3 separate regions of the Mus musculus genome follow, and regions 1 and 3 are each linked to region 2. Evidence: chromatin loops called from intact Hi-C (ENCODE). Cell type or tissue: heart. All regions are shown on one strand.

Region 1 (2,500 bases), 280 kb after region 2:
TGTGCACTGTACATTTATGACACATTTAGGGTGACCAACTGCCTTGAGCTGCCTAGAATTGACAGCCTTTCTGGGCACACATGCACTCTAGTGTTAAAACTCATATTAGAGCATGCACACTTCAAGTGCTCTATACGCACAATCACTGTGCAGTCCAGGGAAGCATGGGGCAAACCAGTCTGCACAGATGGACCTTCAAGACACACCTAAGAGACATGGGAAATCACAGGGGAAGAGTCAGACGCAGGTGAAATCTACCACCCAAGTCAACGAACCAGAGCCGGGACACAGGGCTATCCAGTGACATCCCCCGGGCCTAAGATAAAAATGCCAGGAAGGAGCAAAGGTGAGCCTAGAGGCTGGGAAGACTGTAGTGGGAGACCCCAAGGAAAATGCTAACAGGAATGGCCCTTCATGAAGGGGAGGCCGTCGGGGAATAGAGAAAATAGGTAACAACATGTAAAACAAAGCACCCAAAAGTTAACTGCGTAGTTTAGGCATGAGCAGGAAAAAGAAAGAAAGAAAGAGAGAGAGAGAGAGAGAGAGAGAGAGAGAGAGAGAGAGAGATAGATAGATAGATAGATAGATCTAGATTTATAATGTTTCAGCTGGAGAACATGACCGGAGGTTGACTGAAAGAAAGGGGACAGGGTGAAAGGTGGTATGGGGGAGGGGCCCGGGCGCTGGGCGGTGAAGAAGGCTATGTAGGACACGAATTCACATCAGATAAGCACCAGCAACAGGCAGCAAATGAACTGCACAGAGTTTCCACCCGTGTCAGGCATTGCTCCGTGACTGATCCGGCTCACTAACGGTCACTGGCGAAAAGCGTCCCTCCCACTTTTCACGCTGGGGAGACTTGAGCCACAACTCCGCTCACAGGCCGCCGGGGCGCGAGTCCCGGAGGGCCTCCCTCCGAGTGCCCGGCGGGCCTACCTGTGCAATGGTGGCAGGTCCTGCGTGTCGCTGGCCGGGTCGGGTGTGTTGGGGATGACTCCTAGAATGGTGCTCTGCAACGACGTGCCCTTGAGCAAGCGGCTCCGCACCAGCTGCAAGTTGCGGGCCGTGTCCACACTTGTGCGCATAGTGGAGCCAGGCAGCAACACACTCTCGTGGGTCAACAGCAGCGGAAGGCGGCTGGGGATCTGGATGGGGCTCACGGAGGACATGGCCACTGGTCGTCAACACCAGAGGTGTCAGGAGGACTCCCAAGTACGAACTCTACACTTCCTTCGCCGAACGCACCGCAGCCGTCACTCGACGGCCCGCCCCCAGGCCTGAGTGCCGCCGCTTCCGGCACCGCCCCTTCCCCAGGCTCCGGTCCCCAGGCCTGCCGCCGCTTCCGGCCCCGCCCCTTCTCCAGGCTCCCAGACTTCTGCCCGGACGCTTCGGACTCGCCCCCGGGCCATGTGCTGCTGTTTCCGGGCCCGCCCACAACCCTTCCGGAGGCCGCAGCGGCTAAGCCTTCCGGTCTGTCACTCTCCCCCCCCCCCCCCCCCCAAAGCTAAAGCGTAGCGGCTTCTGGCTCCGCCCCTAGACCCAAACCCCTCAATTTCTGGCTGCATCCCCAGGCTGGTCCCTACATTAAACACCTCCGCTCCCCGCTAGCCCAGAGATACCCAATTTCTGTCGCTTCGCTCAGCCCTTCTCTCTGAACCAGTGATGCCAGACGACAAGCAAACCTGGTGCACAGACAGCATGAACAGTGCCTGCATTTAAATTCGGAAGGAATGTTGAGAAGGACGGTGTGCACTAGACATTTTTAAACCTTTTTATTGAATAGATTTTATATTTTAACAAGTATCCTATACCTCTCACTCGGTTTTCCCTATTATGTTGCATAACCATGGTTCACATAACCCAGGAAATTAGTATTACCATTACCTAATCCATAGACCTTCTCCCAAGCTGGTGGGTTTTACTATCGTCCTTAATTTTTCACTTTGTTTATCTCCTGGATCTCTTAAGTCTGTGATATTGCTTCCATCTTTGCTTTATTTTATTAGTATTTTAAACAGATACTTTTAAAAAAGGGGCATTCAATTATTTGTAGAAGGTCACAATTTGGATGATAGATTCTAGGTTGTGGTCTGAGTCACTGAGGTCTAGAGGGAGGGTGAACTGGTAGGTGATGATCTTGGTTGTGACACACTCATCAAGTATGCATTGTGTAGATATCTTGAGATAGACTTTGGGAGTAATATAAAGAAAAAATATATACAATAACTTACCTTTTTATTAAGAGTCTTATCTGGAGAGTAGAGGACTTATACTCTGAGATTCCTGGTGTCTTTTTAAAAATGGTACTTGGGATTGGACCAAGGGCTCTGAACATGGTAGGTATTTTATGAGGAAACTATGACCATCTTAAAAACCTTGGGGCATATTTTTTAAAAAAACTTTATTTATTTTTATCATGCATACATATCCTAAAAGCAACAAGTGTTTTGTGTGCATACTAATGTCTGGACTTATTTTTGTTTAATAAATTAATTTTTTG
Region 2 (2,500 bases):
GAAGGAGGGGGGAGGGGATGTCTATGTAGACCAAAGGTGTCGAATCCCATGGATCCCTGGGTGCTGGGACTCAAACTCAGTTCCTCTGCAGTTCCTTAGTTACCGAGCCATCTCTCTAGTCCCCTACCTAGGCTAGCAGCTCTCCTCATACCGAGGGGAGCAGAGGGCACTAGCTTGGGTGTGGAGATGCTGGGGGTAAAGAAGGAGATGCTGGTGTGCAACAACTCACCAGATTTTCTCAGGTTTGGCTCAGAAGGTAGGCTTAGATTCTCCACGGATCAGAGCTGCATTGGCGCGATGCGACCAGCAGGTGGCGCCAAGGGCGTAGGCGATTCAAAGCAGAAGCGTTTCCTTCAGTTGCTAGTCAGTAACTGACAAGTTATGAGGTGCAAAAACCTCTGAGATGTTCTCTTTATCCTCTAGCTCCAAGTCTGAGCACCACATTGGCAGGAGGGAAAAAGAGGAAGAGAACTGAAATATCCTCCTTGAGGAAACTATCGGATAAACAGGAGTTTGTGCCTGTACTCTGAGGATTTCTGTAGGTTCAAAACCCCAACCCTAGCAACCTAGCGAGTTCCAGGCCAGCCTGGGCTACAGAAGAAAACCTTGTCTAAAACAAAAAAACAAACAAACAAAACACCCCCCATCCGACCCCACCCCCAAAAGAAACAGAAACGAGGGGCCTGGCTTGGTCTGACCCAACCAAAGACCCAACCAACTACGGGATAGGCAAAGCCAAGCCTTTTATTATGCAAAGGTTTTGTTTGACCAGTGCAGGGTGCAGAACCAACCCTTAAACTAAGTGTGGCTTTTTCAAAGGTTGCACAATTAGCCCAAGAGCTCATATCGCACAAGGTCGAGAATCACCAGCCGCGATGCTTGTTTCCACATTTAAGTCATTTATATCCATCCCTCTTCATGACTCTGGAAATAGCCACATGAACCCTGAACACCTAAGGTGTTCTTAGTCTTGTTGTTTTGTTCTGTTTTTTTTTTTTTAAGTTGAGTATAATTGCAAGGGAAACTGTTTCTTGCCATAATAACTCTTCTCAAAACAGAAAAGAACAAAAACTAAATGCACTGGAGTTACAATTTGTTTCAGTCTGTTTGCCATTGAATTAATTACCTGACATTATCAGTGATGTTGTTTCCACACTGTAGGGCAAAGAGGAGCTTAGCTCTTCCGTAAGAGGAATTTAGGAATTCTAAATAAAAAGAAGGCAGAAGTGATGAGGAGGAAGAGGAGGTGAGGCAGAGAGAGAGAGAGAGAGACATTCTTTCTATCCTATCCATTGCAAAACAAAAGGAATCTTGGTGGTGACCTGGCAGCTCCGAGCTCAGCCTTCCTGCCACATGTGAACGCTTCAGGAAACATCAGTTATTTTTACTAGGAAGCTCAAGGGGAAGGGCGGAGACCCAGCTTCCTGTGAGACTGCCTGACCCTGGTGTCTTAGGCCAAGTATTCTAGCAACTTGAGGAGCCGCGTTCCTTACCACCCCACCCCACCCCAGCTGGTTGATTGCCTCTTCCACAGGCTCCCACCTCTTCCCTTGCTGTAGTGGAGGTGACCTGTGGCAGGAGCAGGAACAAGACAATGGGAAGGGACAAGGAGGTGCTAGTGACCCTTTACTAAACCACCTCGGGAGCCTATGTGCTTGAGGAGCCCTGGCCAATCAAGGTTCGGCCTCGGGAAAGCACACTTCACTCCCATCTTGGTTTCTCAGACAAAGAGGGGTCCAATGAAATTCTGCAGCAAATCCTACTGCAGGCTCCTCACAGCCCCAGACCCGGTACTGCTGCCGGGAGATGCTTCAGAGCTTTACCTCAGCACCTAGTCTCTTTTAACAACAGTTGGGGTTTGTTACCTGTCTCCTATGACCCAGGGATAGAGAAGGACTGTAGAGTCCCTTATCCTACAGGTCACAGGTCTCAGTCCTAAGGAACCAAGGAACCTCTGTCTCCTCAGGTCCACAGGGAAGTCCTGAATAGCACAATATGCCGTGCCTGTTCTTACTGTCACTTCCTAGTTGTGAGGGTTCCAAGTGAGGTACTTCATTGCTATAAGCCTCTATTTCTTTGTCTGTAAGATGGGTACAACCCCACCTTCTAAAAGTTGTTGGGGCCATGTGAGCTCACTCAGATAAAGTTGAAACTGTACAACAGTATTCTGGGTACTAGCATATACTCCAGCCCCTACCCCAGGCAGCTCCTCTTATGCAGAGGTATCTAGGGGAAAAAAAAAACTTGTATGTCTGTGCTCAGGGAACAAATTTTATGCATCTTCTGTTCTAGTTTACTTTCTATTACTGTGATAAAGGCTATGACTAAAAGTAAATTGGGAGGCTGAAGAGATGGCTTAGGGGTTAAGAGCACTGTCTGCTTATTCAGAGGTCCTGAGTTCAATCCCCAGCAACCACATGGTGGCTCACACCATCTATAGTGTGATCTGATGCCTCTTCTGGCATGAGGTGTACATGCAAATAGAATACTCATACATTAA
Region 3 (2,500 bases), 58 kb after region 2:
CGTTGAAGACAGGAAGTCCATGAGCCTGTTGGACTTATCTCTGTGCCCAGGGAGAGGTGCCTCTCCTCAGCTCTGTAAGCTGGCCCTGCATACAACCCAACGAGTGTGACCAGCCCTAAGACAAAAGACTGGTAAGGCATTGTCAAATCCAGGGATGCTCGATCCCTTATGGTTCTGGAAATGGTACCAGATGCCCTATAGGCCACTCTTAGGGGGCTGATTTCACCACCCCATAGCTTTCTCCTCAGGCCTTCAGAAACCATGGAACTAGCATCTAGGCCTTCAGTGTTAGCCATAGGCGCTTTGAAAGGGTTTCTTACTGTCCCTCTCACTTCATCCACAGACACATGCAGCCGCTACTCAATGCCCTGCCAAGTGTGGGCACATTTGACCCTGGCTTCCGGAGTCCCAGCACGCAGGTAGCCAACAACAGCCACCAGCCTCCACCCCGGATCCAGACCTCTTCAAGCCCTTGGCTTCCCCAGCAGTCCCACTTCACAGCTCTGGCCACCCTTCCCAGTATGCAGCAGAACCCACCCCTGCCAGCACAGAGATCTTCTGCAGAGACCAGCGAGCTGAGGGAGGCGCTGCTAAAGATCTTCCCTGACTCTGAGCAAAAGCTGAAGATCGACCAGATCCTGGCAGCTCATCCGTACATGAAAGACCTGAATGCCCTGTCGGCCCTGGTGTTGGACTGACGGCTGGGCTGGAGCCCACTGATGCTGGGGAACTGCCAACCGTGGGATGGACCATAACGTGAAGAAGCCTTCCCGGAAAGCATTGCTGTGTTGTATAGAAAAAGGAGGGAAATGTTTTATGTATACAAAAGTCTGGGGTTTCAAAGCCAGCTTTTTTCTATATATAAATTATGCTGCTATTACAGACTTAACGTTTTCTGTAAAAGGAAAGTACTCTTTCTGCCTGTTCAGAACTGTTTAATAGCAGTTACTCTTGAGTGTATTTACAGTTTTATGTTTTTTAAACTATTTTCCTTAAAGCTGAAGAAAAAATGACAAATAAATATGGTTAGCCTTTCTAAATAAAATTTTAAAAAAAAATTAAGAAAAAAAAAGGAGTTGCTTCCTTAAGGAAAGCAAGACTTCTTAAAGTCTATTTTCTTGAGGTAATTTGTCCTGTTCACTAAACATGGCGTGTGCTCCCCTGCCTTCATCCCTAGAGTGGGCCTGCTCTGCTCTTGTGGGGCCTTCTCAGCGAGCCATTATGAGAGTGAAGAAGTGGAGCCACTAGATGGCATCTGACACCCGGGCTGTCACCAGTGGCCAGACAAAGTCAGACTGAGGAGCAGGTGGGAAGTCTTAGAGGACGTACAGCCCCAGCATGCTCCCTGACTGGCGTAGCTCCGTAGTGCACTCACCAGCCATGGCCGCCATGCTCCCACCCTGGCTCCACAGCTACCTTAGCCTCAGAAGACAAGGTAGGCACTGAAGCCTCTGGTGAGGAGACCCCCCCCCCCCCATGTGGCGTTTGTACAGCTTTGCCAAAAAGTTTTCTATTCTCAAGGATGACCCAAGCCAATAAATAGCATTAGTCCTTTCAGAAGGGCCTCAAAGCCCCTGCATTTCCCTTCTTTTGTCTACTTAGAGGTTTCTTAGCAGCAATTCCTGAGTCTTTCAGAACCAGTTATCTCAGTATTGTCTCTTCTCGGTGTAGCTTGAAGTCTGTGTCTGTGAACCCCCTCCTGGTCATTCTTAGTGTCTTGGCTCTCACCTGGACCTTCAAAGGGCTTTGTGTTCTCCATCCATGCAGTCTCCAGGCCCTTGTGGTTAAATTCACTGCCCTGTGGATTGTTGTTCTCCCGGTCCCGCAGGTAACCGTGGACTTGGTGCTGGTTTGTTATCCGTAGTGCAGGGACTGTGTAGATCACAGAATGCTGCCACCATGCCGTGTCTTGGTTCATTTGGTCCCTGCACCCATCAGGAGATGAACAGAGCCTTCTAGGTGGCCATACTTACGTGATCTCTCCTGAATTTGTTGATGATCCAGCCTGCTGGGAAGCTGTTTGTCATCTGTCCCTAGGGGGTTTCAGACCTGCAGGCTGTGTGAGTACAGAACAGAGACTTCTGGCCAGCCCCAGGAGTTGACCCACCACAGTCCCCCACCCAGTGCCTCAGCTTGGGAGCACAGCAAAGGTGCCAAGGTGGAGCTGTCTCCAGGGCTTCCTGGTGTGGTCAATCCCAGCCCAGCACTGCTGGGAACCAGGAGAGCCGGGAGTACTCCATAGCTGCCTCAGCCTGATGCTGGCCTGAGGAGCACAGGCTCTCAAAGGCCCTTCGGCTAGCCTGATCTTTGAGTTGTGTGCCTCTGTGTTCTTAGTATTGTTTCTGAGAGATACCTGCCCATTTCCCCTTGCCCCATATAGGAGGGAGGAAAAAGCTGGAGGAAACCAAAAGGCATTAATTACTTTGTAGATTATAATGTGAAATATAATTCTAGATTCTTTGTGAAATCTGTCACATTTAGGTATAACATTTACAGCCCA

What was found. Hi-C counts contacts between places; a loop is a spot of excess contacts. Peaks named below come from ENCODE experiments on the same cell type or tissue, not always from the same donor. Only the 100,000 strongest peaks of a DNase experiment are listed, where the experiment ranks them.
Region 1: a loop joins it to region 2, with 5 times the contacts of the local background. A loop is called at or near these places in 2 of 42 quality-filtered maps.
Region 3: a loop joins it to region 2, with 5 times the contacts of the local background. A loop is called at or near these places in 10 of 42 quality-filtered maps.

Annotation. Positions count from the first base shown.
Region 1 is chr8:86,622,853-86,625,352 of GRCm38, reverse strand. Lonp2 (lon peptidase 2, peroxisomal) reads right to left here and starts at 1,310. Exons shown (of 15, transcript NM_025827.3): 1 at 937-1,310. The coding sequence starts at 1,169. In heart, no CTCF peak of the experiment used is centred here; a DNase peak (open chromatin) is centred at 1,312; H3K4me3 peaks cover 2,075 bases; H3K27ac peaks cover 1,799 bases.
Region 2 is chr8:86,901,113-86,903,612 of GRCm38, reverse strand. No RefSeq gene overlaps it. Among named protein-coding and RNA genes, the nearest start is that of N4bp1, 17 kb to the right of the region's middle. In heart, no CTCF peak of the experiment used is centred here; DNase peaks (open chromatin) are centred at 302 and 1,402; H3K27ac peaks cover 687 bases.
Region 3 is chr8:86,842,885-86,845,384 of GRCm38, reverse strand. N4bp1 (NEDD4 binding protein 1) reads left to right here. Exons shown (of 7, transcript NM_030563.2): 7 at 344-2,500. The coding sequence ends at 698. Among named protein-coding and RNA genes, the nearest start is that of Gm33877, 7.5 kb to the left of the region's middle. In heart, a CTCF peak has its summit at 1,235 (motif pointing right); a DNase peak (open chromatin) is centred at 1,304.